Linked DNA regions of Homo sapiens: regions 1 and 2 are each linked to region 3. A link is a loop called in an ENCODE intact Hi-C map of the cell type or tissue named here. Cell type or tissue: dorsolateral prefrontal cortex. All regions are shown on one strand.

What was found. Hi-C counts contacts between places; a loop is a spot of excess contacts. Peaks named below come from ENCODE experiments on the same cell type or tissue, not always from the same donor. Only the 100,000 strongest peaks of a DNase experiment are listed, where the experiment ranks them.
Region 1: a loop joins it to region 3, with 7 times the contacts of the local background. A loop is called at or near these places in 6 of 110 quality-filtered maps.
Region 2: it touches region 3 in a loop (4-fold over the local background); 5 of 110 quality-filtered maps call a loop at or near these places.

What each region holds. Positions count from the first base shown.
Region 1 is chr2:6,077,833-6,085,832 of GRCh38, reverse strand. No RefSeq gene overlaps it. Among named protein-coding and RNA genes, the nearest start is that of MIR7158, 110 kb to the right of the region's middle. In dorsolateral prefrontal cortex, no CTCF peak of the experiment used is centred here; DNase peaks (open chromatin) are centred at 4,392 and 4,682; H3K4me3 peaks cover 1,185 bases; H3K27ac peaks cover 2,023 bases; H3K27me3 peaks cover 562 bases.
Region 2 is chr2:5,977,334-5,985,333 of GRCh38, reverse strand. SILC1 (sciatic injury induced lincRNA upregulator of SOX11) reads right to left here. Exons shown (of 2, transcript NR_026832.1): 2 at 5,116-8,000. LOC400940 (a long non-coding RNA gene) reads right to left here and starts at 3,356. Exons shown (of 3, transcript NR_026833.1): 1 at 3,262-3,356; 2 at 2,477-3,036. RefSeq lists an enhancer at 3,849-4,595. In dorsolateral prefrontal cortex, no CTCF peak of the experiment used is centred here; DNase peaks (open chromatin) are centred at 3,513, 3,898 and 4,737; H3K4me3 peaks cover 3,045 bases; H3K27ac peaks cover 3,279 bases; H3K27me3 peaks cover 1,664 bases.
Region 3 is chr2:5,928,834-5,936,833 of GRCh38, reverse strand. It overlaps SILC1 (sciatic injury induced lincRNA upregulator of SOX11), which reads right to left and starts at 4,147. Exons shown (of 2, transcript NR_026832.1): 1 at 3,913-4,147. In dorsolateral prefrontal cortex, a CTCF peak has its summit at 4,130 (motif pointing left); DNase peaks (open chromatin) are centred at 2,886 and 4,113; H3K4me3 peaks cover 4,245 bases; H3K27ac peaks cover 3,705 bases.

The DNA.
Region 1 (8,000 bases), 150 kb before region 3:
GCGCCTGTAGTCCCAGCTACCTGGGAGGCTGAGGCAGGAGAATGGTGTGAACCCGGGAGGCAGAGCTTGCTGTGAGCTGAGATCGCACCACTGCACTCCAGCCTGGGCAGCAGAGCGAGGCTCCATCTCAAAATAAATAAATAAAATAATAAATAAATAAAAAATAAAACTCTAATGATAGATTTGCAGAGACTTGAGGAGCTCAGTGGGGAAGCTATCTCATAAAACGCACGTGAGTTGTTTTCACCCATTCCTACTTCTTGCTCTCATCTTTGCAGGTTTCTAACCCTGCTTATTTTATGTACATTTTCTGTATTTACCAGTATTCTCATGCGTTTGTGATGCCAGGCCCAGTGTTCACTCCTAGACAAGATTCTGGTGTTTTTCTCACAGGCTCATTCCCTGGGAGATAGGAGAAACTTCTCTGCTGCCTACGCTGGCCTGCTGGGGATAGAAGGAGGGGATGAGTCCATTCCTTCCAGCTGGGCCAATCACTGAGGACAAGGGGAACAGACAGGACCTGGCCCAAATTGGATGTAGGACCCTTCTCTGTCTCCCGCCCCATGCTACCAGACCCCATTCCCCCAACACACACATCAACTGTGCTTGGATGACACAGCTCTCACATCCTGCCCTGAGGCATACGGTGTACACGCTGCTGTGGCATCCTCTATGGGTCCTGGGCCACTTCAGCATCATCGCAATTCTAGCACGTGGACACTTCCTACCTCAGATACCCATGAGCTCAGCTCCTCTGCCTGAGGCTTTCTTGGGCACCGTTGCAGCTACCTGGGCAGCAGAACGCACGAGCACTCTCATGCACCAGCAGCTAGGAGTGTGGACACTGGGGCTCAGTAAGACAATTCAGGATGTGTTCCACCGAGCTTCTCTGAGGGATCGAGCCCCACGGCCACCCACTGAGGCATGCAATTGGCTCTCTCTCTTTTTCCCAAGGCACACAGTTGGCTCTGTCTTTTACCTGTGCTTCCTGAGATCACTTGGAAACCGCTACCTGCCTCCAAGTCCTTTCATCAGGCGTTTCTCTGGGGGGATCCAACTGAGAAACTTGTGAACCTGTTGAGCAAGCTAAGAAAAGAGTGTCCTATTCTATTAGCTCCCAACCTGTAAATTATGGCAAAGAATAACTGAATAAAAATATATCAAAGGCTGAAGAGTGATTAATGTCTCACACTTGTAAACTACATTTCCAACAAATGTAATTGTGAATAATAAAATTAAAAGTGACTCAAAACATTACTGAATTTATTATGTTTAAGTGGAAACATTTTAAAAGTCTGTATTTTTGTATTTCATATTAAAATTAGAGTTTCTGAGGAACTGCCAAAGTGATTTAATGAGGGAAAAGATAATTTTGTCAACACATGTTCCTGGAACAGGTGGAAAAAATACTATCTACCCTTACCTCAATTCCAAATAGCTCATGAATATAAATATGACAACTTCAATGATGAAGTTTCCAGAAAAAAAACATAAAAGAAAATCCTTATAGGGTAGGCAAAGATTTCATAGGTAAGAACTGAATGATAACAAAGAAAAGGTGTTTACCTTTGTCAAAACTCATCAAACAGTGCAAATAAAAAATTGTAAATTTCATTGTAGATAAATTATACTCAATAAATGTTTTGGATAAAAGTACACTTACTGTTACTTAGTTCACAAAATATTTTCACATCTATGAATATAATTGAGAATGATTCATAGTTCTTTGAAATCTCTTAAAAAGAAACTAAAATGATACTACTAAAAGGACCAGTCCTCACTGGGTCCTGTCCATCTCTCCAGCATCACCTGCTGTTGCATTATTGCTTTTCATATCTGTCTTTCCTAATAGCTACATTGGGAAATATCTAATAAATTTATATTAAAGTAACCTGTATCCTGTGCATTTAGTATGATTCCTGTACACACCAAGTGCTTAGTAAATGCTGAATGACTGAAATCTCATGAATAAGTATTCACATAATAGAATTGCATAATTGGATAGAATTGTCGAGATGCAGGTGCATATCTAATATCTATGCTGACTCAATTGGATGAAAGAATATAGTTCTAAGAGGATGTCCTTTATGAAAAAATGTCAAAGAAGGAAAGATAAAACTATGAGCTTCAATTAATATAGATAACTATTGCAGCATTATCGATAATAATCATGGGAACAACCTGAGTGTTCATCAATAGGTTAGTGGATAAAGAGATGGCAGTATATATGTACAGCGAAATACTATTCAGCCTTACAAAGATGGAGGCTGTACCAGTTGAGACAACATAGATAAACCTGGCAGACATTATGGTAAGCAAAATAAGCCAGACACGGAAAGAAAAACACTGAATGATGTTACTTTTGTGTGCAATCCAAAAAAAAAAAAATGGAATAAATAGGAACAGAGAGTAGAGCAGTGGTTACCAGGGTGAGGAGGGGAGGAAATGGGGATATGGAGATCAGAGAGGACAAACTTGCAGCTGTGCAGGATGAATAAGCCTGGAGATCTACACACAGCATGGGGTCTATGGGTCATAATACTCTATTGGATACTGAAAATTTGCCAAGGGAGTAGATGTTGGGTGTTTTCACTGTGTGCATGCACACACACACACTCACACGCACACACAGTGTCTTCATGAGGTGACAGATATGTTAATTTACTTAATTGTAGAAATCACTTTTTATGTATTTGTAATTGAAACATCATGTTGTATACCTTAAATATATACAAGAATACAGGGACAAATACAAAGAAATTTAAAAGGCTAAATTAATGATTAGTGCTCTGAATCCACATTTTCAGAACAAAAATCTGTGCCCAGTGCCATCAGGTGTTGCTGGTTGGCACAGGGAGTAGAAACAGTGGCATGGCTTCCCATTGAGAGCCTGTGCACTGCTGATGGTGGATAATTAAAAAATTAAAATCAAGACATGGGAGACTATTGCAACTTGGGAATTATTTCTCTTTGTCACTGGGGTTGAGATCCAGGAATTGTGTGATCTCTGCCTGTCAGTCAGTCAGGAGCATTTCCTGGAGGCCTGCTGTGTGGGGAACACTTGATTAGCTACTGTCAATTGGCTCATTTACATATTTATCAGAAATTGAGAGTATCATGCCCTTTTCTATTTGTAAGACAAATAAATCATTTACTTCACAGCCTCATAGAGACACTACTTCAGACCCTGAATATGGGAAGCTGGTTTGTATTTATTAGATAAATATTCTGTATTGGAACAGAATACGAAAGAACAAGTGATTGTTCTGCCCAAATGGCCTGTAAAGTGAATTTCCATGAAGCGACTGGAGAAAATAAAACACAAGACAGAGTTGAGTGGCTGGATTGTTTGACACGGATAAATGCATTTTATATGTAGAGAGGGGAAAAGGCCTCTACTGTACAGGCAGGGGAAGCAGAGGGATTTGTGCGGAGGGGAGAGACTGAGCAAACTTTCTTGTGCTCTCCCTACATGCCTTGTCTCATGCTAGACAATTTGCATCTGTGAGTTAATTGAGTATTTTATATAACAATGCAGTATATCTTGTGAGATGAATATCCCATTTTTAGAGGAAATAAAACTGGGGGTCAGACAGGTTTAAATAAATTTTCTATCATTATTTAGCTAGCAGGAAGCAGTAGCAGCATTTGAATGTGGATCTGTCTATTTTCAACTGGGTGACAATTTTCAATTTGCTGACTAAACAGCCATTAGAATGAAAAACAGGACCACATATCTGGGGAGGCTTGGAAAACACAAAATAAATAAATAAATCAAAATTAGCAGGAAGATAAATTATAGTAGTGGCTGGGTTTGAGCAGTGTTAAAATGAGATTCCATAAGAAGGGAAGGCATCTGTCGAGAGGTGGCCTAGGACTCCAGACTGAAAAAAATTAGATTGGATTTTATAAGCATTAGGAAACTGGAAGTTCCTAATCCAGAGGAATAATAAACTGACCCAGCCAAAGCAATCAGAATTAGTTGAATCAGCACCAATGGATTGATTCTGCATATAATCGAGGGAAAACAAAACTATTTAAGCCATCAGCTAAGTGTTTTCCACTATAAGTTACATAAGCCTAATTGGAAAAGATCATCGGTGTCACTGGTTTATGGTTCCTCCTATAGCTTCCTGATAATAGGAGTTTCACTTTCTCTTTTCCTGGAACGAGGGATTTAATCTTTGATGGGAAAGATCCAGAAGACCTTTGACTCCTAATTTAAATAGCCCCAAATTGGCGGCCATTCATTGTTGGTGGATGTAGCTGCCTTCACAATGGGGCATTTCACAGTCGCTCTCAATAGGGAATTCAGCTTTCTCAGGTCGGGAGAGGATGAATCAGATTGCACACTGCTCAGCAGGCTGAGCACAGCATCATGCCCCAGCTGTCATCCTAAAGAAGACCGGGGTTAGGTACCAATATGCACCAGGAGAGCGAGTTCTCCATTAGCCAGATGGAACTTCAAGCTGTTGCCAGAACTTGCTGTCTTCAACTTACACTGTGAAATGATGCACTGAGAGACAAAGGAGTGTGGAGCATCCGCACGGCCCTCGAGAGTCGAGCCGACCAACTCGATATTGATGTGACTCCCTCCTCCAAGACACGATAAACTTTTACCCAATGGTCTGTGAGGCCACCGCTGGCCATGGTTATCACATTCTGGCCTCCCTTGATTTCATCCGAACAATTTCTGAGTGGGTTGGCAAGACACATTCCCAGCTCTGAGACCCTGGATTGCAGCCAGGGCCATTGAAACTGCACACCCCGCATCTGGCATTCTTCACACATTGACAACAGTAGGAGGCAGGAGCAGCTTCTGTGTGGAATACGGAACCAGGCACCTCTGCGGGCAAGAGTGGGAGAGAAGGCACCGGGACCCGTGATGTGGAGAGCGGGAAGGGGCTTCTGGCTTCTGGGAAACACCAGGACAGCAAGCCCTGGCCTAGTGGGGCCTCTCCAAGGCAGGGTGGCTCGTTGAGTGGCTGTTCATTCCACCTTCCTGGAGCTCAGGGAGCTTGGATCCAGCTGGTGCTGCATGAGCAACCTCACTCTCTCCAGGAGGACCCAGGAAGAAATGGCATGATCTCGGCTCACTGCAAACTCAGCCTCCCGGGTTCACGCCATTCTCCTGCCTCAGCCTCCCAGGTAGCTGGGACGACAGGGGCCAGCCACCACGCCCAGCTAATTTTTTTGTATTTTTAGTAGAGACGGAGTTTCACCGTGTTAGCCAGGATGGTCTCGATCTCCTGACCTCGTGATCCGCCTGCCTCGGCCTCCCAAAGTGCTGGGATTACAGGCCTGAGCCACCGCGCCCGGCCTGACGGAGAGGTCTTTTAGATTCCCTTGTACAAATTAAAAATTAGTCTTAGGATGATGAAGGCCGAGCTCTAGAGAAGCTCTTGTGCACCCAGGTCACATTCTCTTCCATTCTCTCTTTAGGTCTCTCTTTTCCTCCTCTGTCCAACTCCCTCCCTCTCTGAATGTGTCCTTATCTTTCTTCTTTCCCCACTCATGTTTTCCCTAATTTTCTGTTCAACTCCCATTCTTCAGCTCCTATCAGTATGTCCCACAACTGTAATTTCAATCTTCTGTTTTTCTTTTGTATTTTTGACATATTTCAGACTCTTCAAAAACTGGCAAGAATGCTACAGAATTCTTGGATACTCTTTACCCAGGTTACTCAAACGTTAGCACGTTACAGCAATTGCCCTGTCACTCTAGCCTCTCTGTCTCCTACTTTATTTTTCTCTCTCATATACATATGCACATCTGCTTACATAATTTTTTCTGAACTATATATATTACAGTTGCAGACAGTTCATTTACTTCTAATAATTCAGTGTACATTTTCAAATATAGACATTATTTTTATATGCAATGTACAATTATCAAAATTCAAAAAGTAGTGATACTATTGCATTACATAATCAACAGAACTTATTCGGATTTCACCCACTGAAGAGTATAGGCCATTTATTTTTTAGAATCTCTCTCAGTTTGCATTAGTCTAATGTTTCCTTATGATTGCTCAGAATACTTATTTTTTGGCAGGAATACAACAGAGGTGATGCTGAGTTTTTCCTGGTGCACGCTATCAGAAGCCACATGCTGTCAATTAGTCTCCTCACTGGCAATTATAACTTCAGTCTTAACTTCCTTTGACTGAGCGCACCAGACCCACAGGCCCAGGTGACAAGTGAAAAGCTGTCACTCAAACCCCATATCCTCAGAGTGGCATTACTTGACAACCCAATGGAAAGGAGCCTCCGATTCCCATTGCACAGAGAATCACTATGATGGTAACAGATTTCATCTTTTGATAGTACTCATCTCTATCTGAAATTCTCCATTTATTTATTCTGTGTCGGAGAACATGACGTCTGCTCACTCTGTATCCTGAGTGCCCAGACAAGGAATCATTCATAGCAGGTGCTCAATACGTCATCTTGGAGTGAGAGCACCTTGACTACCTCAGCCCAGATGCAACTGAACCCACCAGCTCTTCCTCCTGCTTTCAGGTCCGCTTTGGTTCTTCTTCCCTGCAGTCAGTGCTCTCTCAACACAGGTTTACTATCATTCTAGGAACATGGCATAAAATTTCACACCACCCCTGAGCCTTAAGTTATTCTGGCTGCCTGGAGTGATATTTCCCATTTAACTGCTTGGCAAAGTCCCACTCACTTTTCAAGTTCTAGTGCAAATGTCAATTCTTCTGTGAAGTGAGCCCTAACTCCGCAAGGGAGAATTAATTTCTCTCATCTGCAATCCCATAACAGTTTATACATAATTAGAGTGTAGCATGTCGCCCATAACATACTGTTTAATCGCTAGGTTTCTTCTGAGTTCCTTAAGGTCAGGATTATTGTACATCTCCAACTCCAGCAACAGAAAATAAGCTTTTTTTCTTCTTTTTGCTAATAAAAGCTTCCACCCAGAAAATCAGCGTGGGTCTCCTCCAGTGTCTATGTGTTTTCTCCGGGATAGTCAGGCCAACCATCTCTCTCAGGTTTCTGATGGGATGTGAGCTGGCATTCCCCCACCCAGCCCTACCTTCATGATATCTGCTCCACTATTCTGGTACTGAAGAGAAAATTCCAAATTAGTCACTTTTTGGCTCAATATTTCAAAAACGGCCTCTGAGCAACACTCATTTTTAGCACTATTTATTTTGAGCTAAGGTGCTAATGGATTGAGTAACATGTTTGCCTTTCAGCAGGGGACAGCACGCCTTTACCTCAAAACGAAACTAATGGGGAAGCTTTGGAGGTGAGATGAGGTGCCTTTGAAAATGAGGAAAAACATATTTTAAAAGAAAGAAAATAAATACTCTAGGAATACTCTGAAGTCAGCCTCTGATTAAACTCAGGAATATACATTTCCCCACAGTAGATCAGCCTGGCTATATCAATGATTAAAAAAAAATACCACACACAATAAAAAGTAAAAAAGAATCCCAGCATAGATGACAAATAACGATGGATATTCATGGAGTGTTTGCATTCCTTAGCACCTTATGGTATCCCGAGTTCCCATACCCTCTTTGCCAGTGTTTGAGAGGTAACTATGCTGAAACCCATCCTCCCTGTTACCTAAGGGAGGGAAGGGCTTGTGCATGGGTGTTCATGTATGTTGCTGTACATACTTTGCTACATGAAACATGATGGAGGTCCAAAGGATAATTAAGAGAATGTCTTGGGTGATAAATAAATACATTTAGAAGGTAAGATACAGTTGACCCTAGTGTGTGCCAGGTTTGCTATTAACCAAAGCAACTAGCCTACTAGAGATTACACACGTGCTCTGCAGGTCTTTTTCATATAACAGTTCTTTGTTTAGGAGCTCCTCCCATTTAGGTGCATACTTGAGTTGTTTTTCCTGCTCATGCCTGTATCACTGGAGTCTAATTTCGGTTGTCTCTTCTTACAAGCTGAGGACCCTTTCTCTTCTTCTATAAGACGGGGAGAAAGGAACTGCTCTTACTAGGGACTGCTTAATCT
Region 2 (8,000 bases), 48 kb before region 3:
TCAGGAGGGGAGAGACTTTGCAGGATAATTCTGGGGCAAATCCAGGCATACGCCAAAGAATGCTGATTCCCAGTGCCTGAAAGGGGGGAAGGTTTTCGCAGCTTCCAGGAGAGGCGCCTGGTGGTAAGGAAGGGTGGGCCCACCACACTGGGACTGGGAGCCACCCCGAGGGAGAAAGTGCTGCAGTCAGACCTGCTGCTAGAGCCTGGGTCTGGGCCACATTGCCTCCAAGAACAGGATGACTCCTACCTGGCTGGCCTCTAGACCAAGTGAACTAGAAACAGGAGAAGCGCCCCTGCATCCAGTGAGCAGTGTTTCTGGAGGGCGTTGGTAGGGAGGAAGGTGGAGGTTCCAACTCACACTTTCCTCCAGGACCTGACCATCACAGAAGCTCCTACCAATGTAGCTTCCATATTTCACTGCCTAATTCTGGATTATTGATGAAAGCAAAACAAACATTATTTATTAAGCAACTGTTTACAACTGAGACCCAGGGAAGTGACATAATCTAAGATTACGTAACTAATTAGTGGCGGAGGTAACACCCTGTTATATCATCTCCTTATTTTAAAACAATTGCAAAGCATTGCAAACATTTCAAATAAGCACATCTCTGGCATTTTATGACCTTTTTATGCTTAATTCAAAAGAATGTACTTGCTTTAAATAAACATTAAGGACATGAAATACATTGATATATACACAAAAGACTGTTTATAATTCTTATGTATTAAGCTCCCATTGTGTGCTATGTGTTTTTTTATTTTCCTGCATAAGCAGCATTCTCTGCTGCAACCCAGCAAGGTAGGCATTATTGCCCCTGTTCTGCAGCTGAAGAAGCTCTCACTAAGAAGGATGAAAGCAGAAAGGCTGGGAAAAGATCCCCCACAAAGCAAATAAAGACATGGGAAGGAACACCCAGATCTGCCTGGCTTCAAAGCCAGTGGTAGTAACTTCCCTAGTGTGAACGAGCTCATCCAGGGATAAGGTTTATTTAGGAACAAAAGAGAAATCCCACCGAATCATTCCTACAGATTTTTCTTTCTTAGTCTAAGGAGTGATAGGAAAAACCGTAAAGAATGGGAAACGGTCAAGCAGAATTGGCAAGTGTTCTTGAGTCAAGACCCCTCATGAAAAGGATAAGCCATTCTCTCTGCCCAAATGTGATTCCTGTAGCTGGGTCCCAGTCAGCACGTTTTCCACTGAAATGCTGAGGAGGGGAGGGGCTCTTCCTGGGGTAGCTGTACACAGCCGTGGTGGCCAGCCTAATTCAAGTTGCACAGCGTGGACATACACACTCTCACGCTGGTGACTCCCAGGCTATTAGTTCAACAGTCCATTGAGTTTGACATCATAGATGGGGGTTGCAGGGGGTGCGCAAGGGAATAATCCGATTTGCAGAGAGGAAAAATTGTTTGTTGTGTATATACTTCCTGTCTTTATTTTCACTACTCTTTTTCACTCAGCGCTTCTAATTTCCACATGTAAACAGAGTCAGTGGAAAGCGCTTATTATCTAACGCTGTACTATCTGAAATTCCCTCTATTATTCTATGGGGCCATGTTGATCAGGACCACCCCTGAATGTAAATGATGCAGTCAGAGGCCTTGCAGTCCTGGGGCCAGGGCGGCATTTTATGTGTGCATAAACACACAGGACGTCCTGCCTACAAACCATTTTGTCCCCAGGGCTAAATATTTAAGTGTCCTCATGGTAATGATCAGAGATAAGACTTTTACCTTGCTGTGATTACAAAAGGGAGTATACATTTGCATCTATTAATAATCACCACCCTTATAAACAGCAACAACAACTTTGAATTTTTCTTGCATATTCATTTAACCTGTACTGAATGCCCATTGTGTGCTTGTACTCACTGGATTTTGTACCATATTATTCTACCCTTATACATACATGTGTAATGTGTGATGTTCATTCTCCTTTGAGGATTTTGGCACTAAAAGCTTTCCTCTATTGGGAAAAATGTGAAAATATTCCTTTGCATCCAGAGTCAACCCATTTGGAAATAGGAGCAAAGCTTCCACAGACTCCATTTTTTCTTTCTATCAAATATCCTTTGTGAGATAAAGCTCCAAGGATGGAAATTAGCCGCTTCTGTCCTGAGAATCTTCCCAACCCTATTCTTTCAAAGGATTGTCCATAAGGCTCTGGGACCACCACAATGCGGACACGCACGGCTGGCTGACGGCCTCGCTTCAATAGAAAGCCTTTTAAAACCTGCTCCCATGGTCCTGAAAAAGACTCTCTTCTTGGGGGCTTAGGCCCCGGGGAAAGGGAGCCAGGGCTCCGGAACTGCTCAGCGCAGCTCACGAACTGTTTTCGTCCACATCTGAGAAGACTCCAAAGCACTAAAAATGATGAGGGGAATTTAAAAATCATGTTTGTTCAAGGGATGGGGGGAAGGAAAGGAACAGAAGACGGAGGCAGGGGAAGAAATTTATAGCAAAAAGGTTACCTCGGCTATTTCTCCACTCTGGGGGTCATCCTAGAAACGTCCCTCCTCCAGACATGGGGGTGGTGCCAGTTGCCAATAATCCTCTCTTCCCGGAAAATAAAAACCAAGCGGTTAGCAAATGTCAAGATAAAAAAGAAAATCAGCTGAACAAGGGAACAGCCAGGATGGGCTGCTCGATGGGCGCCGGCCACGGGAGCCCCAGGTGCAATCAACAGCTCTTTAAGACTGCAGGTCATCATTTCTCTGCTTTGAAAAACCCAGCCATCTCTTGGAGAGTCAAATCGATTAGAGGCCACCTTTTGTGAAAGTGATGCTATTATTGTGGTTGTAATTTATGCAAAGACATTCTGTGGCACACGATGATTAAATTATAGTATAGAAGACAGGATTTCTATAGCGTGTTCCCTCCTCTGGATTTTGCACTTTTATCTACATTCGAATCAGGTCTGTGAAAATTTGGTGCACATGCTTTTCATTCTGGATGACAGAACATTTCCACATGTTTCTGTGTATTTTTGAAGTGGAGAGAACGGTACCGCCACTTGGAGATCCAACTGAGCCTACGAGGCAAAGGCAATGTGATTCTTTTATAAAAAGAAAAGCAGACAGAAAGGGTTATTTCCTGACACTCTTTAGGGGTGAAGCTGTGCAGGTAAAATAAAATAATAAATAAAATACACTGAAAACATAAAAGCATTGTGACTTAGCTCCCTGAACGTCAGAGACATCACCATACAGGATTGCATGTGCAGAAAGGAGACCCAAGGTTAAGATTTGCTTCTTACCTAGACAACACCTCAGCATCCTGCCTTGTGGCCATAACTAGAAAGGAGCTTCCTCTGTCTCCACGTCAGCCACCATTTTAGTGTGGTCTCTGGATACGGTAAGATGGAGGCAGACAGAGAGAAAGCCTGAGGGGCTCCCTCTGCACACGCTCAGCTGTGCCCCGCAGCCCCAGCGCCTCTCCCTAGGTGATGCATTATTCACCAGCCCCCTTCAGCTGAGTCAGGAGGAGCTGAGACAGGACAGCGCCGCGGCGAAAACGCAGACGATGACAAAGCCTGCTTTACCGACGGTCCCGGGGTATTGCAGGGAAAGGCAGCCCCCCTCCAAGGCATTACAATGTGGGCTTTTAATGGGCTATTTGCTATCTAGAAATATTTATGATGCAGCCGCTATTCGTGTGGGGTTGCTTCCTCCCTGGGCTAGCTGCCTTTTCCTCTCTCTCTCCAAATATACAGCCCTCATGAAAAATCTCTCCGGGGATCACAGGATGCTGCCGGCAGCTGGGGAGGCTCTTGCTGGGGCCGACGGGAGCCTGTGTGGCAGGGTGGCTTCTCCCTCCACCCCCTTCAGCCCTTCCAGCACCCTCGGTGCCTGCCCTCTGGATCCTTAACAAAGAAGAACCCTGCCTCCTTCAGCGCCTGAAGCCGGGGGAGGTGCAGGTTGAGCTGGGAAGAAATGGGGAGCAGGGTCCGGGCTGTTTCAGACCTTCATGGAGGACCCAGGGAAAGAAGAGCCCCCAGAGGGATTCGTGGACACAGCGTGACCTGCGGGCCCCTGGGCTGCGCCTGCCGTCCATCATGTCAGGAGGAGGAGAAGGAGAGCACGAGGCGTGTGTGTGTGTGTGTGTGTGTGTGTGTGTGTGTGTGTGTGTGTGTGTTTAAAGAATGTTAATTCATACTGAGATCCTAGGGAATATTTTCCTAACTAGGACAGACTTGGGAATAAATAACGTGCTTATATAGCTGGGTCTCCCCTCCCCTTCCTTTCTCCCACTCACTTAACACACACACACGTGTGCGCACATAGACACACGCACACACGTGCACACACATTGCTAGTTACTAAAGCTAGCCTGTGGGGCAAGGAAAAGCTGACCTTGAGAAATGCAGTTTTCAATTCCAGCTGAAGCCCACGTGAGGAGCCTGTGCCTGGCACTCCAGACAGACTGCATACGTTAGGTGGGCCACAGGCAGGCACATCCCACACGTGGACTTGGGCGAGGTGCCCTAATGTGGCAGCTGAGGAGCAATAGAGGGACCCAGGTGGAACCATTTCCACAGGCCTGGAGTGTGCACTGCAAGTCTCCAGCCTTGACAAAGATCATGGGTGTGCTGAGGTTTCTCATCCACCCGAGCCTCTGTCTACACACACAGAGTGCCTGGGAGCTGAGAAGTGTGTTTATTCTGCTCCTTTCCTCCCTCATAAATGACTGCTACCAGCACTTGGAGGAAAAGCCCAAGCTGTGTCTGAGTGAATGGAAGCAGAGTGGGCAGGCCGGCCTCACTAGCCAAGTCCAAGCCGCGACCGCGTGTGTAAGTGATTTCCATGATCTCATTCCTTAACCCTTTTTGAGATGATCCTTCTCTTCCCGAGTGCACTTAGGGAAGGCAGGTAAAATCATCTGCTTTCCTGTCTCTTTCCTTGATCTGGCTCTATCAGAGAAAGAAAGAACTGTTAGGACGCATCCAAGAGAAAAGATACCTGATCAAATTATTTCAATGAAAGAAATCCAGTTATAAGATATAAATATATACATTCGAATTCTATTATAAACATGAAAGTGTCTGTGTGGGTGCGTATCTGTAGAAAATACAAGAAGAATACATATCAACACGGAAGCAGTAATACCTCTTGGTAGTGTGATAATTATATTTGATTTTTCATACTTTTTAATTTTTTCTCAAGCAAGATATGAGTTATTATTGCTTCAACAATCAGAAAACAATTAGCTTAAAGAAACAGACAATCTGAACAGTTACCATACACATTAGCAAAGACACTGTTTAAAGTTCCACTCAAGTACCCCAGTGTTCTCAGCAGGCTTTCTATCTTCTCATTGTATTTATTCCAGTTTTCATTTTAACTCAACCCAGTGTCTTTTCTGGGCTGTGAAGATACTCGTGGTGTAAACTGCTAGTGATTCTCAGTGACTGCACTTTGCTTATGTCTTATTATATAGGAATATATGACCTCAATATTTAGCTGGGCATGTGGTCATCAGAGAGTGCAACGCTTTCCAGCACTTTTGCAGATGGGTGTGGCTTAGTGACTAAGTCCCAGCCCATCAAATATGAGCTGAGGTGATGTGTGCAACTTTAGTGTTATCAGAAGAGGCAGATCACCCAGACCTTTCCTTCTTCTCTTCTTTATGTCTGAAATCCAGCCAAAGCAGAAAGCCATTAATAACAGGACTACACTGCAACTCCATAGCTACCTGCAGGCTGACTTGCTGGAGAGCTCTGACTGAGGCTGGATGGGGAGGGGCTGCCACCCAGGACCATTCTCTCCCCAAGTTTGGCATCCAGGGGACAACTGGGTCTCTTTGTCAGCTACTTCTGGGCCTTGGGGCCAGATAGACAAACGAGTCTCCTACAAAGTCCAAGGGGCTCCTCTCTGTAACACGTTTTGAGTTTTTTGAAATTGCCCAAGAATTCCCTCACTAATAGATTACTACTTAGGAATCTTCATTTTTGGTTCTGTGTGCCATAACATACCCCGTTCTCTTTTCCCATTATTATCCTCCCCAAAACAACCACTGCCAGCCCCCTTATAAATTGTGGGAAGTGGGTGAATGTTCCCCTTTCCAAAGCTCTTGGAGCTTGTCTCTGAAATGCTTTCCTACTCAATGTCAGGAAATCAGATGTCGGTATTTACCTCAGCCTGGAATCTCCTTCCCAAGCCACCCTCCTGGGTGTGCCCTGGGCCAACACAATGATTCAGGTTACAAGGTCTGCAATAAGCTTCTGGTAACAGGACATTGTTCTGCGGTAACTGGCTATCTGGGACCTGTTAAAGGATACCCATGCTTGTTTCTCTGGAAGATTCCAGAGCTCTTCACTTCCATAATGGGTCCCCACCCAAGACTAGAAAAGCCAAGTGAAATCTCCTATCTGAATCTCTTGCTTTTGCTCTTGATGAAGAGCCATCCTTTTTTCCTCCTCCTCTCCCTTCCGTATCACCACTGTTTAGGAATATCTATAAGGAGTTCAAATCCAGTTATGCAAACCTTTGGGTTGAGGATGTCCCAGCTTTGCCCTGGCCACACCCATTCTAGGGAGGCCAAGCCATGCCTCCAGCTTCACATCTCACTGTCCAGAGCCTCCACATCCATGTCACATTTCTGCTCTGAGAACAATGCAGAAATACCACCCCTCCCCAGAGGGATTTAGGTAGGTGGCTTGCACCATCTGTCATCATCAACATGATCCAAAACCTGTTTTAAGTCATTAAAAATTTCTCTGAGTCATGGTCGTCAAAGATTCTCTTTGAGTACACAAATGTCCTAAATGTGGAGCCCTGTGACACACCATCATGTGACATTTTCTGTGGCCTCAGATACTGACCACTGATGCAACTTCCCAGTAGGATGTCTCAGTTAAGGCTCAAATCTCTATCCTCAGCCCAGGCCTCTCAGTTGTGGAAAACACCTTGGATTTGGGTGAATTAGTCATTTCCACAAAGGCAGTGGCTTCATTCCCGTAGCCACTATGGATCTCGTGCCTTGGGTGACAAGTCCTCATTCCTTGTCCCCAGGCATTCTGGCAACGTGGACCCCAGTGCCATTCATCTCCACTCTGGATGAAAGCTGTGGTTTCTTAGAAGTTCACATGTGGAAATGGGGCCTCAGTATCAGCCTCCACATCCTTCCTTCTTCAGGAAAATTCATCTTATGGGCAAATTCCAAATAACTTCAGAATCCACCAGAAGAATTATGCTTGGCCATGGTTACTCCCAGTTGAATAAAATCAGATCCTAATTTGTCTTCAACCTCCTGGCTGCAAATTTATCTCAATCATGTTTTCAGCCATTCCTCCTGGACTTGAACACAATTCCCAAAGATTCCGTAGAGTCCAAACATCAAAGGAAATGTTCTCTGTTCTTCAGCTCCAACTGTTCCCACAGAAGTACTCTCCATCCCTTTTAGATAAGCTGACTGAGCTGTTTGGACACAGGGACATGTCATCACTGTCCCCAAAGCCGTGACACTCAGTGTCCAGGGTCCTCACATTTTTCATGACCTCTATGTGCATGGGGCTGTCTTATCCCAGAGACTTGGGGTACAACCTCCACAACACCATCAACAACAAGAACATCCTCTGCATCCCCATGCCCTAGCTGTCCTTATCTCTCATCATGGAAAACTTCACACCATGACTTCTCCCTCTACTGGCAGTGTCCAGCATGCTTCCTCTCAGAAAACCCAGGCTTTCACAGATAATGGTTTGCCTTGTCTCCTAGTGGCCTAGACACTACTGCTTTTGGTCCTATCACCCAAAAACGTGAGCAAAATCTACAAAGGCAAGAGAGCACACACTCTTGGCCACAAAAGAGGGAGAAAAACATAACAGTGTCTCAGGATCTTGTTTTTCCCATGTGGTTATTAGCATTGCATCTGTATTTAGTCCATACGCTCTTGGTAAAAGAGCCTATGTTTGCTCTACTTTAACTCTGTTAACAGAAGTACAAATGTTGAAGAATGTGGCATCCATGAGTGCAGGAGGCCAGTGGGGGTGTGAGA
Region 3 (8,000 bases):
ACTAACCCAACTTCTACCTGCTACACTGGCTCCTCCTCTGAGGATAACTTCTCATCAGGGCTTCAGGTGGCCTCATTTTGGGAGGAGCGTTTTACTCAGATCAAATACGTCTCTCTTTCTTATCTGACAAATTTTTTTTTTTGAGATGGAGCCTTGCTCTTGTTGCCCACGCTAGAGTGCAATGGCTCACAACCTCCACCTCTCACCACAACCTCCACCTCTCACCACAACCTCCGCCTCTCACCACAACCTCCGCCTCTCACCACAACCTCCACCTCTCACCACAACCTCCACCTCTCACCACAACCTCCGCCTCTCACCACAACCTCCGCCTCTCAGGTTCAAGCGATTCTCCTGCCTCAGCCTCCCAAGTAGCTGGGATTACAGGTGCCTGCCACCATGCCAGGTTAATTTATGTATTTTTAGTAGAGACGGAGTTTCACTGTGTTGACCAGGCTGGTCTCGAACTCCTGACCACAGGTGACCCGCCCTCCTCGGCCACCCAAGGTGCTGGGATTACAGGTATGAACCACCATGCCTGGCCTATCTGCCAATTTTTAAAGCCACCAAAAAGAAAAAAGAATGGAATCACTTTTCCATGTCTTCCAGACATCTATCTATATATAGAGAGAGATAAGGACCTTAGGTAGGTAATTTAACTTTGATAAATAAGGTATAAACAAGATTGTCTTAGCTCTGCTGCCAATCTTGGAAGATCACTTACCTTCTCTAGACCTCAATTTCTTCACCCCTAAAAAGAAGGTATTGATACTAGGGGAATGGCTGAATGAATTTTGATAAATGAATATATTCGTGCTAAGGAAGGTCATTAAATAATTTTGAAAAGTGAATGACAAGGAAAAATGGTTAAGGTAAATTCGGAGCTCCAAAATATTAATATATTTCAAATGATGTAGATAACTTTTAAAGTATTTGGGGAAAATATCAAATGATCAGAAGTACATCTAAACGTTAGAGGATTATGCGTGGTTTTTATTTTCATTTTAATTCTCTAAATTGTAACCAGTAAGTACATAAAATATTCATGGCATTACTCCTTTTCCAAATTAATAAACCTAAAATGAGGGAAGTCAACCAGATAATTTCTAAGCTCCCCTCTTGCCCTGCCAGCTTGAGTTGTAGCTTTATTGCATGCACTTCTCATATGGGGATGGGGCAGGGGCAGGGCCAGGGAAGGGACTGACCCACGCTGGGCCTCTCAGAACACTGCATCCCCAGACCCCAGGGCTGTATTTGGGATGTGTTTGTGAGCCGAACAAGGCCCAACAAAGGATCTGAGGATTTTGCGAGAACTCTAGGGAAAGGGGTCCTCTTTTATCATTGGAGTTACTAATGAGAACTGTCAGAGTTCTCTCTGACAATCCATGGAGAGTGTTTGCTTGTATGAAAGAAAATTCAGAAAAAAAGCAAACTTGAGAAGTAGAGAAAAAATGAACAAAAAACAATACTTATATTTGTTGACTTTATTCAGCCCATGGGTCCAGCTGGGTCAAAGTTGTGTTTAATCTTCCTGGTCACCTGACCCGATACATTTCCTCTCTTGCCTAAACTAGTGTGAGATGTGTCGGTCACAACTCAAAGACTCTGCCTCATGGGCGCAGTTAGGCATCCATGCTGTTCCAGCTTTGCCTTTGTAGCAATCTCTGCTCAAAGGATGGTCACATCCAACAGGAAGAACCATGGAGGCTGTGGTCCTCCTCGTCCTGCTGCATGACTAATTAGAAACACTGCATGCATGCACCCAGGCTCCACCAGGAAGATCTCCTCACTGTCTACACCAGGACGAAGTCAGGGCCTTAAAAACCTCTTTGTGCAAATTACCCAAATCCTAAAACAACATATTGTCATCTGGGAGCAAATCAATGCTGGAATAAATAGTCTAACAATGCAACTGATCCTCACTGAGTGTTTGACCTCACTGTCCACCCCACCATTCAATCTTAATTCCATTGTGAGACCAAGGTTCAGCCTCCGCCCCATCCAGCATAGCTCAAACCAAGGCTGGTGCCCTGGAGGAGCTGGGTGCCTTCAACTGTGGGAATCTCTCTCCCTACAGTGAGCCCAGAGCACCCATGTCCCCCAGCCCTTGAGCTGTAGCCTCCCTGAGACCCCCAGTGCTGGTGTCTGGGCTCTGGGTTTCTACTTTGGTTTCCTGGTTGTTGTTGTCAACCAGAGCCACAGTCTTCTTGAGGACCATGAAACTCTTGGAAGCCCCCAGAAATTGTCATCTTCCCAGAAATTGGATATTCTTTCTTCCTCCCCACAGTTGGACAAGGTTCTCCATCCTGTGAGCCAGGCATTGCACTAGACTCTGGATATATCAGGATGTGAAACCACAGTCCCTTCCTTCAAGGAGCACAGATGAATGGGGCAGGGTGTAGATAATAGCAGTACAATCTTATGTAATAGATACAATGCTGGGTGTTTTTCAGGACAAGGAGAGAAACACCTAAAAGATCAGGGGGAGGCGTTTTGGAGGAAGTGGGAGCGCAGCGTAGCCTTAAACAATGAATACAAGTCATTCAGGTCACTGGAGAGGGTGCCCAGCTTAAGCAGAGGCATGAAGATGAGAAATATCGGGAAGCAAGCAGAAAAATACAAGCAATAGTTGTCACGGAAGCAATGAAGCAGGGCATCTCCCACAATAAGGCCAGAAGGGAATATAGCAGCAAGAGAATGGAGATCACGTCCTCCAATATTAACACGGTCAGGCAAAGGAGGAAGCTCGAACAGGGCCCCCAAGGCAGTGGGGGAGGCAAGTGAGATTTAATCAGGAAGCTAAGACCATTCTATTTGCCTTCTGGATGTATCTGTTTGGTATTGAAACAAGAACATCTGCCTGACTGCGAGCACCGTGTTGTCTCTTAACACCAGACTCTGCCCAGTGGATCAGTCATCCTGGAGATTGACTCCAACTGGGGAATGGCTCAGAGTCATCAGAACAATTTGGTCATCATGACAGGGCTTCAGCCATACTGTTCCAAATACGCCCTCATCCCAGAGCCTGACATCACTCCCGGTCTCCTCTCCAACCCTTAGACCTGTCACTGGGGTCTGACATACACAAAGCTAAGCCCACCAGGGCTAGCACCTGCTGAAGTGCCCACCATGAGCCTAAGTCTGGCTCACATCTGCACTGATGTCATCACACAACACAAAACATGGCTGTATTCATTTTACAGGGCTCTGAATGGGTAGCTGACTTCACTGAGACTATAACCTAGATCTCATGGCCTTTCCAAGTTTACACCTGCATCTTGTCATCACCTTTTCTGTCCCAAAGCACAGAGTCCATGGGTAATTTTTAGGTGTGTCAAACACCAGGCCTTGTGCCAAGGACTCAGCAAACAAAGGTAAATAGGGCACAATTTTACCCCTAAGGAGTTTGAACCTGTCATGGCAAATACATAACCATCTTTTTCAATAAAGAACAGAAACACCAAGAGGTTATGTGATTTGCCCAACACCACAGGGCTTCCTGGTGCCGCTAGGACAGGTTCTGAACTAGAACTCAGCACTCCAGACCCCGTGGAATAGTCCATTGCCAGCATTCCATGATGAGTTCACAGACTATGGAGAGGAATCACCTCTGGGGACCTACTGAGCAGACTCGGGGCAGTTGCTGACACATCCGAGAGTCAGACCTAGTTTTCTCCTTGGCTGGATCCTCTCTAAAGCCATCTCCCTGATTTTAGAGTGGGCTTTATGACCCAGGTGCATGATCAGCCTAGCTCTTGCTTTTCAAAAAGGAATTAGGGAAATGCTGAAAGACACTCGGCAAATCAATCTGTCTGATAGCAGCGTCCAGCCTGGCAGACGGACTTGTTCTCATGCACACGGCAGAGACCTGTACCAGACGACCAGCATCTGAACCCCCGAGCCTTGTCTCACCTGAGCAGGGCTCCCTTTGTCACGGTGTCAGCGGCTCCGAGCCGTGAAGGTTCTGTGCTTCCAACGAGGCTCGTCTGGGAGGCATCAGCACAGCTTTTAGCTTCCTTTAGTGAGGCAGTCGTCAAAACACTGCCGGGACTGCAGAATGAAATCTGGATTTGAGAACCCTCTGCAGGGCTGCCAGGGGTGCTTGGCACTGCCTGGCGCCACCAGCCGGTCCAGCTCCAGCCAGACTGCTGACCTGGCACTGGCGCTGCGTGATATAACTCGCTCTCACGGGGAAGGTTTAACTGTCTCTTCCCCAAGCTCGGAGTCCTCCAGTCTCTGTAGGATGCATCTCTCTGTGATGCCCCTCTTCCCACACTCCGGGCTCCTCTCTGCCAGGGTTCCAGCCGTTCAGGGACTCACAGCCCAACCCCTGTAAACATGCCAGCCAAGAATTCATCATTTTTAGCAAAGTAATTATTAATCCCAAGGCTTCTGTTGAAGTCCTTCTCTTTTATTAGTGCTGCCAATTAAAATATATTTAAGCATAAAGATATTTATAAAGAGTCTAGTGTTTTTCCGTAAATACCTATCGATTGAAATCATTTTAAAAAAAAAAAATCTAGCAACTATTCCCTTATTCCTGTATAACACATTGTTCTCATTTAATTTATATGACTTTAAGACTTCATATGGAAAGGATATAGTTGACTGGGGAGACATGGATACAAAAAAAAGTAACCATGTAGGAAATTAATAATGCACATTGGAATATTAATCATGTCGTTGGAAGAATGCAAGAGACACATAAGAGCATAGAACTGAGACTAAGGAGACCTGGAGACCTGGGTTCCAGTTCCAGAAATAACACGAAATTAACTTTAAAGATTTGTGCAAGTTACTTGGTGCCTGGACGTGAGTAGCTCCCCGGCTTTCAAGCAGTTAGGTTGGTTGATTGCCAAAGTCCTTCCCAGCATCACCATTCTAATATATATTTTTAAGCCAAAACACATATACCTGTGGTTTTTAGAGGAAGTATAATACAGCCATTAGAACCACTGAAGACTCACAGGCTTCTAATCCTCACTGCCCCTTCTTAGCTCTGTGACCCGGACAAATTTTCTACAGAGTAGACACCTCAGTATCCCCGATTACAAGATGGGAGAACATTTGCTGTTACATGAGCTGATGCGTCGCTGTTAAGAATTAAATGAGCTAATTTATGCAAAACCAGCTGGAACATTGCTTCATCTATGGTTTTGCACAATAAATGTTAACTGTTATTATTACTCTATTCAATGGTCCTAATTCTACCACAACTATCTTACTAACTTACTAGTTGGCCAGTACTGGATATGCAGTACTTACTATATTTGTGTAGGAGTCATAGTCTTCATGTAACAGGGTCCTGCTAATGCTTTCAAAGATAAGGCCACATCTCTGTGTTAGAAGACAGATTTTTGGCTTAGGGAAAAAAAAATTTATTGAACACTTACTGTATGCCAGAGTACTCTCTAAAACATTTTTTTCTATATCATCTACATGTTTCAGGGCACTATGTAAAGTGTATTCCCTTTTAATAACAATTTAAAATACTCTCAATTATAAAACAAGGTGATTCCAATGCATAAAATGTACATACTTTGCCCAAAGCTATAGATGTGGTTAGTGTTAAATCCAGGAACCAGGAAGTCTAACTCAAAGTAATTCATCATGTCAATTGCCCAAGCTAAAGGGGGATTCAAATGTATACTGCTCAGGTGGTGGGTGCACCAAAATCTCACAAATCACCACTGAAGAACTTACTCATGTAACCAAACACCACCTGTTTCCCAAAAACCTGTGGAACTAAAAATAAAATTAAATAAAATAAAGGCGAATGCAAACAGAAAGTAGAAACTGAAAAGAGACTTTATAGGAGGGCAATAGAGATTGGTCTTTTTGTCTTCAATCTCTCACCTACAACTTTTTTTTTTTTTTTTTTTTTTGGAGACAGGGTCTCACTCTGTTAGCTGAGCTGGAGTGTGTGGTGCAACCATGTCCCACTGCAGCCTCAACTTCCCAGCTCAATCTTCCCACCTCAACCTCCCAAGTAGCTGGGATTACAGACACCATCATAGCTGGCTAACTTTTAAATTTTTCTTTTGTAGAGAAAAGATCTTATATTACCCAGGCTGGTCTCAAACTCCAGGGCTCAAGAGATTCTCCCACTTTGACCTCCCAAAGTGTTAGGATTACAACTGTGAGCCATAGTGCCTGGCCCCAACTTTTTATTGGTGCATGGACATTACAAAAAGTTTTAAAGTATGAGTCTTCAAAATACGTATTGATATGTACATCACATATACCCCACACTGAATAGTAATAATAGTAGCAACAACAACAACTGAGGACGGAAACCTAGAAGGAAAATGTCTCTCTTCCATCAGCCCCTTTCAGGATGATACCACTGATCTCTACTGAGAAAGCCTAACATTCTACCAGCTGACAGAGAGGAAATGTTTACAGGGCCCAGCTGCAAGATTTCACAGCAGGGCGAGAAGGGTGGATTTAAAGCTGAGAGGCAATAAATTGATGAGGGGAAGAGAACATGTAGATGACAGAAGGGTCCTCACCTCCCAAGAAAAGTCAGGATCCACAGCCAGCCTTAGAGGTTTTCTATTTTAATATTAAAATAAAGTAAAGCCTCCTTTTCCCTATGAATCTATCTGTCATTCATTTAATCAAAAATTTACATTGAAATGTTTAATAAGATGGCTGCGGTGCTGAACATCCTTTACAGATATCAAAAGATGCCTTAATGTCCATCTTAGGTGTTCATTCCCTGGTAAAGGGGATCTCCATTTCCTTCTAATCAGTTCCTACTAGTTCTCGGCATTATTAAATGTATATTTTTCAGTCTACGTTTTTTTATATGATTTTGCACAAGCTGTTCCCCTTTCTATAGAATTTTTATGTGAAGTCCAGGTGAGTTCATGACTCCCACCCTATTCCATCTCTATTTGTTCTACACATTTAGATTATTACATTTAAGTCACCCTGTTATATTTATTTACCTATCTATTTCTCTTGTGAGTCTCTTAGTGACAAAAGCAATGTCTTAGTCGTCTTTGTTTCCCTGAATTTTCATCCAGTGTTTCTTAACCTTTGCACATATTGAAATATGTGAGTGGGTCATTCTTCTTTGTAGGGGGACTGACCTGGGCATTGTACGATTTCAGCAGCATCCCTGGCTTCTACCCACTAGATGCCAGTAACATCCTCTTAGTTGAGCCAACCGGAAATCTCCCCAGCCGTTGCTCAACATCTCTCGGGTGGCAAAATCAATGCCACTTGAGAATCACTACATTAGTATGATTACTAGGTCAGAATTAATACTAAACAACTTGGTCATTGAAAAAAATATCAAATTACAATAGAATCCGTTAAATATAATATAAGCTGCAGTCATTTGACAACTAATATGTCTCAATTTAGTTCTGTAGGAAAGAGCAAACTACAAATTCATTTATTTATTCATTTAATTAGTAAATTGAATGAACATACTGACTACTTATTCCATTGTAAGTGCTTTCCTAGCCCTGAATGTAGAGAAGTAAGAAAATTAAATTTCTGTCCTTGCTGGGGTTATCTGATAAAAAGTCTTCCACCTACACACACAAATATACATATATTCTTAGCTAACAAATCCAGCCATCCATCTATGCATGTATTAATTTATTTCACAAATAACTGCTGCTCCTGCTTTGTGCTGGACACCACCATGGCTGTGCTGGGGATATGGAGCTTGATAAGACACAATTCCTGTCTTCAGGCAACCATAGGCAAAGAAAATCTAGTAAACAATTGGGTGCAAGAAAATATTTATTTATGCAATAAACATTTAGGTACAGTGCTACCTACTGATATGATATTGAGCAAAGTTGATACAGTCTCATGCAGCTAACAGTCTAGGAATGAAGACAGACAGGAAGAACATTCTAGTAGAAGCGAGAAGGACCATGGAAGTCCAGGGTGGGTCCACCTGTCTGAGATCAGGGAGTATTTGTGGTGATTTTAACACATGCTCATCAGTTCTCTGACACTCCTTCCACAAAAAGTAG